Linked DNA regions of Homo sapiens: region 1 is linked to region 2. A link is a loop called in an ENCODE intact Hi-C map of the cell type or tissue named here. Cell type or tissue: GM12878. All regions are shown on one strand. Each heading gives the region's core, and the rest is flanking DNA. Links, peaks and the distances in the headings are about the cores only. Region 1 has its middle 850 kb from the start of LINC00355. Region 2 has its middle 710 kb from the start of LINC01052.

Region 1 (4,405 bases), core at 170-4,169, 230 kb after region 2:
AATTTACAGTAACAAGTTTTTAATATAAATGCTGTAAGAAAAGGGAGCTCTGGGGCCTAGAGTTGGGAAGAAGCCTGTCTGACATTCAGTCAACCTGAAGAGACTATTAAAACCATCTCGGTCATCGAATACCACAAAAACCTTGAAAAGTCACTACTCTAAGCCTTTTTTTTTTTTTTTTGAGATGGAGTTTCGTGCCGTAGCCCAGGCTGGAGTGCAGTGGCATGATCTTGGCTCACTGCAACCTCCACCTCCCAGGTCCTGGTTCAAGCAATTCTCCTGCCTCACCCTCCTAAGTAGCTGGGATTACAGGCACGTGCCACCATGCCCAGCTAATTTTTGTATTTTTAGTAGAGACAGGGTTTCATCATGTTGGCCAGGCTGGTCTCAAACCCCTGACCTCGTGGTCCGCCCGCCTTGGCCTCCCAAAGTGCTGGGATTATAGGCGTGAAACACGATGCCCAGCCACTAAGCCATTTTTAAGAAAGAAGAAGTTAAATTCTTCATTGATCCCAGAACAACTTGCATATGAAAGAGCCAATGAAGAATGCAAAGTGTTATATTACAAGTAGTTCAGTTTGTGAAATCAAACTCACAAGAATTAGAGATTTTACAAACTATAGAACCATACTTATTGTTCAAATAGTTTAGACAATTGTGAGATATAGATGAAGCATGGAGCAGTCTGAAACTTTCAGTGTCCTTTCTCAGTTCCTTTTTCATTACATTATGGTAAATTTCAGTCCAGATTTAACATACATGGATTTATATAATGCTTGCACTAAAAACAGCTATTTAGTCTTGGATCATCTCCACTTTATAGTCATTATTACATAACTTACATGATATTTTTTGGCCTGGTGCAGTGACTCATGCTTGTAATCCCAGCATTTTGGGAGGCTGAGGCTGGTGGATCACCTGAGGTCAGGAGTTCGAGACCAACCTGGCCACCATTGTGAAACCTGTCTCTACTAAAAATACAAAAATTAACAGGGCATGGTGGTGAGCTCTTGTAATCCCAGCTACTTGGGAGGCTGAGGCAGGAGAATCACTTGAACCTGGGAGGCGGAGGCTGCAGTGAGCCAAGATTGTACCATTGTACTCGAGTCTGGACAACAGAGTGAGATTCTGTCTCAAAATAACAATAACAATAACAATAATAATAATAATAAATTTACATGACATTTCTTAAGAGCCATAGTTCTGTTTACATACAATAAGCAAACTATACAGATGCTGTGGTCTTAATGTATCCCCCCCATAATTTATAAGTTGAAATCCTAACCCCCAGGGTGATTGTTTTAGGAGATGGAGATTTGGGGAGCCATCACAAATGGGATAAATGGGGCCTTATAAAATAGGCCCAAGAGAGCCCATTCACCCTATCTACCTTGTAAACACACAGAGAAAAGACCCTTTCAACATGCCAGGAAGTGGCCCTCACCAGACACTGAATAATATGTCAACAGTTTGATCTTGGATTTCCCAGTCTCCAGAAGTATGAGAAGTAAATTTTCATTGTTTAACCTAACTACTTTAAGGAATGTTATTATAGCAGCTTGAAGGAACTAAGACCAGAAAGGCATGAATCTCTTCCCCCACAGAGGAGGTAAAGTCCTTGATTAATGTTTACTCTTCCTCTGGTATTCCAAAACTTAAATACTATGCAGTAAAATTAACACTACTTAAAATAATGATACAAAGTCAATACATCTTATGTTACATGATAAGGGAATAAAACATAAAAGGGAATGAATATATTTGCTTAATATATGTATTTATATATACACACAATAATATTCATAATAAAATAACAAGAAAATACTCATCACAATTATAGTTCTCATTTCTGTAAGCGCTTTTGTGATGCTAGATGGTACTTATAACTACCTTCTATTGCCCATTCTTTATTCTCTTTGCCTTCACCAAGCACTTCAGCTGGTTGTGGTTCTTTATCCAAACAAGGGACCCAAACTTTCATTCCTGAAGAGTCTGAGCTACTTTCAATCCCTTCTGGAATGGGTTGTTATGGTTTTCCATAGATCTTATTCAGGCAAGGTAATACTAAGATATACCCTAGGGCATCTACAGTATTACAGACATACTCTTCCTTATCTCCCTTGTGGAGTATTAGCCAATTTCCTCTTGGTAGTCTGTATCAATCACAGCAGCAAACACTATAATTCCTTTCTTGGCTTGTAGACTCAGAGGCATCTGAGCACAAAGTGGCTGGGGGGAAATCTGCACTTCAAATTGAATGGAAACATTCTACCAGGAATGCTCCTGGTAGAAGCATTCTTCTCTCTTAAAGATCTAAAAGATTTCTAAGATCTCCAGACCAGCAGAGCATGACGTTGTGGAAAAAGAAAGCAAAAATTCTGTGACTCACTAAGGGTAATGGTGAGTAATGCCATTTCATTTTCACCCCTTGATTTCTGTACTTGCACATACTAGCTACTGGAGAAACAGCACCATATATTGAACACTAATTCAAAGCATCTACAGGCTTCTAGAGATCTCTGCTCTAGCTCTTTAAGGCAGGGGTCCCCAAATCCCAGGCAGTAGACCAGTATTAGTCTGTGACCTTTTAGGAACCAGGCCACAAAGCAGGAAGTGAATGGTGGGCTAGCTAGTGAAGCTTCATCTGTATTCACAGCCGCACCCCATCACTTGCATTTCTGCCTGAGCTCCACCTCCTATCAGAGCAGTGGTGGCATTAGATTCTCGTAGGAGTGTAAACTCTATTGTGAACTGCACATGTGAGGAACCTAGGTTGTGCACTCCTTATGAGACTCCAATGCCTGATGATCTCTCACTGTCTCCCATCACCCCCAGATGGGACCATCTAGTTAGAGGAAAACAAGCTCAGGGCTGCCACTGATTCTATATTATGATGAGTTTTATAGTTATTTCATTATGTATTACAAGGTAATCATAATAGAAATAAAGTGCACAATAAAGGTAATGCCCTTGAATCATCCCACAACCTCCCCTGACCTCTGGTCTGTGGAAAAATTATCTTCCACAAAACTGGTTCCTGGTGCCAAAAAGGTTGGGGACCAGTTCTTTAAGGTATGGACACCTAGAAGACACTATAACTGAGTCTGTGAAAGGTTATTTCACTATTCTGTGATTCTAGCTGCCTTAGAATGGTGGAAATCTTGTTAATATCGGTGAATTCCATGAACATGAGCCCATTGGCACAGTTCTTTAGAGGTGAAGTGAATTCCTTGGTCAGAAGCAATGTTATGTGCAATACTATGATAGTCGATGAAGAATTATTTAAGCCCATAGATAGTAGTTTTAAAAAAGCACTAAATGCAGTAAAAACAAAACCATTGCTAGAGTAAATGTCTATTCCAGTAAGGATAAAACATTGTACTTTCCATGATGAAAACTATTCAATACAATAAATCTGACACTAGTTAGGTGGCTTATCATCCCAGGTAATGGTGCCTTAAGAGGGGCTGATTGTGTTTGTTTGTTTGTTTTTTGAGATGGAGTTTCACTCTTGTTGCCCAGGCTGGAGTGCAATGGTGCGATCTCAGCTCACTGCAACCTCCTCCCAGGTTAAAGTGACTCTCCTTCCTCAGCCTCCCAAGTAGCTTGGATTACAGGCATATGCCACCATGCCCAGCTAATTTTGTATTTTTAGTAGAGACGGGTTTCTCCATGTTGGTCAGGCTGGCCTTGAACTCCTGACCTCAGGTGATCTGCCCACCTCGGCCTCTCAAAGTGCTGGGATTACAGGTGTGAGCCACCCCGCCTGGCCTACTCATTGTTTATCTCTGCTGCTGAACTCACTCAAAATGCAGCTTTTCAGGTAACTCAGTAAATGAGCCAGAGTAACACACCCAAATGAGAAATATGTTGTCTCTGAAATAAAAATAGTCCCACTAAACATTATGAGACTTTCTTGTTTGTGGGAGGAGCCAGATGCAACAACTTTTCCTTTACCTTAGAAGGGCTATCTCAGCATGGCCCCCACTGAAACCCTAACTATTTCACTGAGATTAGAAGGCTTCTGAATTTTATTAGAATTTATTGCCCACCCCCTGGCATATCTTCCCAAGAAGTCTATTGTAATTGCTACTTCTTCCTCTCTAGGTCCAAACAACATAATGTCATCAATGTAATGTACCAGTGTGATACCTATGGAAGGGAAAGGCACTCAAGATCCCTGTGAACTAAATTATGACAGAGGGCTGGAGAGCTGATATACCCCTAAGGTAAGAAAGTGAAAGTGTCTTGCTGGCCTTGCCAGCTGAAAGCAAACTGCTTCTGGTGGGCCTCACGAACAGGTAGGTAGAAAAAGGCATTTGTCAGCCCAATAGTTGCATACCAGGTACCAGAGAATATGTTAATTTACTCAAGCAATAAAACTGCATCTGGTACAGCAACTGCA
Region 2 (4,405 bases), core at 188-4,187:
CACTGTAGACAACACTTAGTTACTATATTATTAACAAGGAAACTATTACAATTGAGAAGCTTGAATTCCTAACTATATCATGTCTACAGTACATCTTATTACCGAGTTTTAGTTAAGAGAGGGGGAAAGAAGAGAGAAAGAGAAAGATGGAGAGAGAGAGAAACCTAAAATACAGGAGACTTTGTACCTGAAAGAAGTTTCTTAGATATCACGTGAAAATTGTTAAATATACAGATATGTTATTTAGTTTTTCTTTAGGAATGTGCAATTATCTTTAAGTTGAATATCTTTTATAATGATGATAGAGCCTATCATTTGTATATTACTTAGTAGATATTTTCAATCTATTTTTTCACTGAAGATAAAGGTTATTTATTAAAATTATTTAACTTTTAATTTTGAAATAATTATAGATTTATAAAATTTTACAAAGATAAATAGTACAGATCGTTTTCCAATACCTTTTTCTCTATATTAATGCAAGCATCTTACATAACTGTAGTACATTTGGAAAAAAACTAAGAAATTACCATTAGAAAAACACTATTAAACAAACTACAGATTTTTTTCTGATTTCGCAGATTTTCACTGCCTTTTCTTCAAATACCCAATCTAGGAAACCAACTTGCATTTGACCATCAAGTATCTTTAAATTCCTCCAATCTGTGGCAGTTTCTCACTTTCTACTTGTTTTTCATCATCTTGAAAGTTTAAACAAGTACTGGTCAAGTATTTAATAGAACATCCCTTGATTTGTATTTGGCAGGTCTTTTTATCATGACTAAACCAATAATATAGATTTTTGAAATAATACCACATAGGAAAACTGCCCTGCTCATTGCATCACCTCACGGTCTACATGATAGTGACATGTTTAGCCATTTAAATCATTTTATATTTTCTCTTTTGATGATGATTTTATTTATTTATTTATTTATTTATTTATTTATTTACTTCGAGACAAGTTCTCACTCTGTTGCCCAGGCTGGAGTGCAGTTGCAATAATCAGGGCTCACTGCAGCCTCAACCTCCAGGGCTCAAGCCTCCTGGGTAGCTGGAACTACAAGTCCATGCCAACATGGCTGGCTAATTTGTTGTGGTTTTAGCAGACACAGGTTTCACCATGTTACCCAGCCTGGTTTGCAACTCCTGGACTCAAGCAATCCACTTTTCTTGGCCTTCTAAAGTGTTGAGATTACAGGCGTGAGCCACTGGGCCTAGCCAGTCACGATATTATTAAAGTAGTGTGAGTAGACAATTCACTTTGTAATACATTTATAAATGAATTGTTCTAGTTTATAATTTTTAGTATTGAATGTAGAATTCAGATAATTTTTTAAAAAATAAGTCCAATTTCTGACTCCCAATAAAGCTATTGAATGATGATTTTAAATTTGTAGTACACTCTCTATGCTACATTGACAGGAGTACAGATGTGTAAGCAATCCTAAAATAAAACACATAGCGTATATTACTTGTAAAGGTTAAATTTTCCCCATATCTCTACTCTCTTTCCATTTTTGATAACTGAAATTATTGACAGTACTAATATTCTCAAATTTGCACATAGATTTAAATCTGGTGATAATCCTAAATTTTTACTATACGTACTTAGTCACTGGGCCCTGAAAATCTTTATCTCAGCCACAAAAACTGAAAATTAAATTAACAAATTTGCTTTTTTCATTCTGTTTCACCCATAGTCATTATATAAATAAAGAGTGAAATGAGCAGCAAATTCATCAAACTTTAACAGTAACAGAAGAGAACAGAAACAAATACTGCCCTGGTTATTAACATTTTACCACTTGAAAAGGCAGTATAGCAAAAGCAAACAGTTTTTTTCTTTTCAATTTTTCTAGAATACAATAGTAAACTGCTATTTTTGTTGTTTGGGGGTTTTATGTATTTTATTTTTGTTTCTTTTTAGGATGATTGCTTTTTTCTCCCACACATTTTTATAAGTGTCTTGACTTACTGATGCAATTCTTGACCACAAGCTCACTGCTTTTATTATTAAAGCAAATGGATTCATTGCCTGATGCGCTTGAAGCCGGTACTATGACACCATGTTTCTGAGAAAGGGAAAGCTTTATATTGAAAGTCAATTCACAAAGAGACAAAGGTCAAGCTCAAATCTGTCTTCCTGTGCTGGCTTCAAAGCGGTGTTTTAATTACAAAAGTTTCAGGTAGTAGAATCTGAGATTAGCAGGTTAAGTGGTGGAAGGAAAGGGGAGGTCTGGAAAGTCCTTGGGCATGCACAATTATCTCTTCATGCTACCTGATCAGTCACACGTACAATTTTGAGAGTAGTAAGTATAAAACATATGGTGGAAATTCAGGCTGTGCCATCAGCAAGCTCATTCTTCACAAACTCCAATTGCCCATCTTAGTTTCAGTAGATTTCAGCCAGTTTTTTCTTGATCTCACACACAAGGAAGAGGGAGTTTCAGTAATTTGCTTATTTTCCTTTTTTTTTTTTTTTTTTTTTTTTTTATGAGACGGAGTCTCACTCTGTTGCCCAGGCTGGAGTGCTGTGGCGCCATCTCGGCTCACTGCAAGCTCCGCCTGCCGGGTTCACGCCATTTTCCTGTCTCAGCCTCTCGCTGGGACTACAGGCGCCGGCCACCACTCCCGGCTAATTTCGTTTTTGTATTTTTAGTAGAGACGGAGTTTCACCGTGTTAGCCAGGATGGTCTTGATCTCCTGACTTCGTGATCCGTCCACCTCGGCCTCCCAAAATGCAGTTGTTTATTTTCTTATCTGGTATCCTGCAACCTCAAAAGTTTTTCTTAGTTACTGGTTTCCTACACTTTGAAGCAGTTTCAGTTTCAGCTTTTCAGCAAGTTGTTTCATTTTTATCTGCTACCTTGTAAGCCCAATAATTTAGTCATTGGATTATTTAACTCTTTGAGGCAAGGTTTCACTTCTTTATATTTGTCTGTTAGATTATAAAGAGCTCTTAACATTGAAGTTTTAAAGTCTTAGATCTTAGATATGCAGGTTATTTCCTATGTGAAATATGGTAAATCATTGAGCATTTCAAAGTCATTGTTCTCACTTGTAAGTGTAAACCAAAATAAAATTCTAAGTCCCCCAGCTGACTAATGGATCCTCCCCTCAGCCAAGCTCAAGTGGGGAGTCAAACATGCCTCACAAACATCAACACGAAGACCTTAGGAGTGATAGGACAGACTCTGTAAGTCTGATATAAAATATTTACAATGTATTTTCTCTGAAGCCTGCTACCTGGAAGAGTCATCTGCATAATAAAGCCTTGATCTCCACAACCCTTTATTGTAACCCAGACATTTCCTTTCTATTGATTCCAGATATTTAGATAATTCATTTAACCAATTGCCAAACAGAAAATGTTTAGCTCTACTTGTGACCTGGAAGTCCCCCGCTCCAACTTGTCCCGCCTTCCCAGAAGGATCCAATGTGCATCTTATTGATTTGTGTCTCATGTCTCCCTAAAATGTATATAACCAGCTGCACCCTGACCACCTGGGGCACATGTGGTCAGCACCTTCTGGGGCTGTGTCAGGGGTGCATCCTTAGCCTTGGCAAAATAAACTTTCTGTTGATTGAGATCGTCATAGGTACTTTTGGTTTACATAAGGAATTGTTATAATATTGCTTTATTCCTTTGATGGGTTTGCCAAAAGAAATAAAAAGTGTAGATAATATTTATTAGTAGTAAAACAATGTGCAAATATGTAGGACTGCCTGGCTTGATGAATGGATAAATAAAAGGATGGAAAAAGGACTGGCTGGATGAATGAACAAGCAAATGGGTGTAAGTAACAGATATAATTCAAAGTCACCTGCAATGGCTGTCACCTTGGGACACCTAGGCTTACTTCGTCACCCTGACAGACTGATACGATCTGATGTCATAGTGGAGGTATAGAATTTTCATCCTTTCTACATTTTCTACCTGCTGTTTGGTCAATAGTCCCAAATACGAAACTGAAACTCATCTGTGTCTCACGTAGCCTGTCATTTCAATTTGATTAAAAATCAAAAAGAGGCCTGGCACAGTGGCTCAAGCCTGTAATCCCAGCACTTTGGGAGGCTGAGGCAGGTGGATCACGAGGTCAGGAGTTCGACACCAGCCTGGCCAAGATGGTGAAACTGCGTCTCTACTAAAAATGCAAAAATTAGCCAGGCGTGGTGGCGGGCACCTGTAATCCCAGCTACTCAGCGGGCTGAGGCAGGGAACTGCTTGAACCTGGGAGGCGGAGGTTGCAGTGAGCCGAGATTGTACCACTGCACTCCAGCCTGGGCAACAGAGCGAGACTCTGTCTCAAAAAAAAAAAAAAGAAAAAGAAAAAGCCAAAAAGATCTCAGCATCTGTTTCTTCCATTGTCATTAAACTGTATTTTTAATTAAGGTTATAATT

Evidence for each region. A loop is a pair of places that touch in the nucleus more often than their neighbours do. Peaks named below come from ENCODE experiments on the same cell type or tissue, not always from the same donor. Only the 100,000 strongest peaks of a DNase experiment are listed, where the experiment ranks them.
Region 1: it touches region 2 in a loop (3.0-fold over the local background); 1 of 110 quality-filtered maps calls a loop at or near these places.

What each region holds. Positions count from the first base shown.
Region 1 is chr13:64,927,131-64,931,535 of GRCh38, reverse strand. No RefSeq gene overlaps it. Among named protein-coding and RNA genes, the nearest start is that of LINC00355, 850 kb to the right of the region's middle. In GM12878, for the core only: no CTCF peak of the experiment used is centred there; a DNase peak (open chromatin) is centred at 2,377; H3K27ac peaks cover 208 bases.
Region 2 is chr13:65,152,590-65,156,994 of GRCh38, reverse strand. No RefSeq gene overlaps it. Among named protein-coding and RNA genes, the nearest start is that of LINC01052, 710 kb to the left of the region's middle. In GM12878, for the core only: no CTCF peak of the experiment used is centred there; DNase peaks (open chromatin) are centred at 2,094 and 2,864.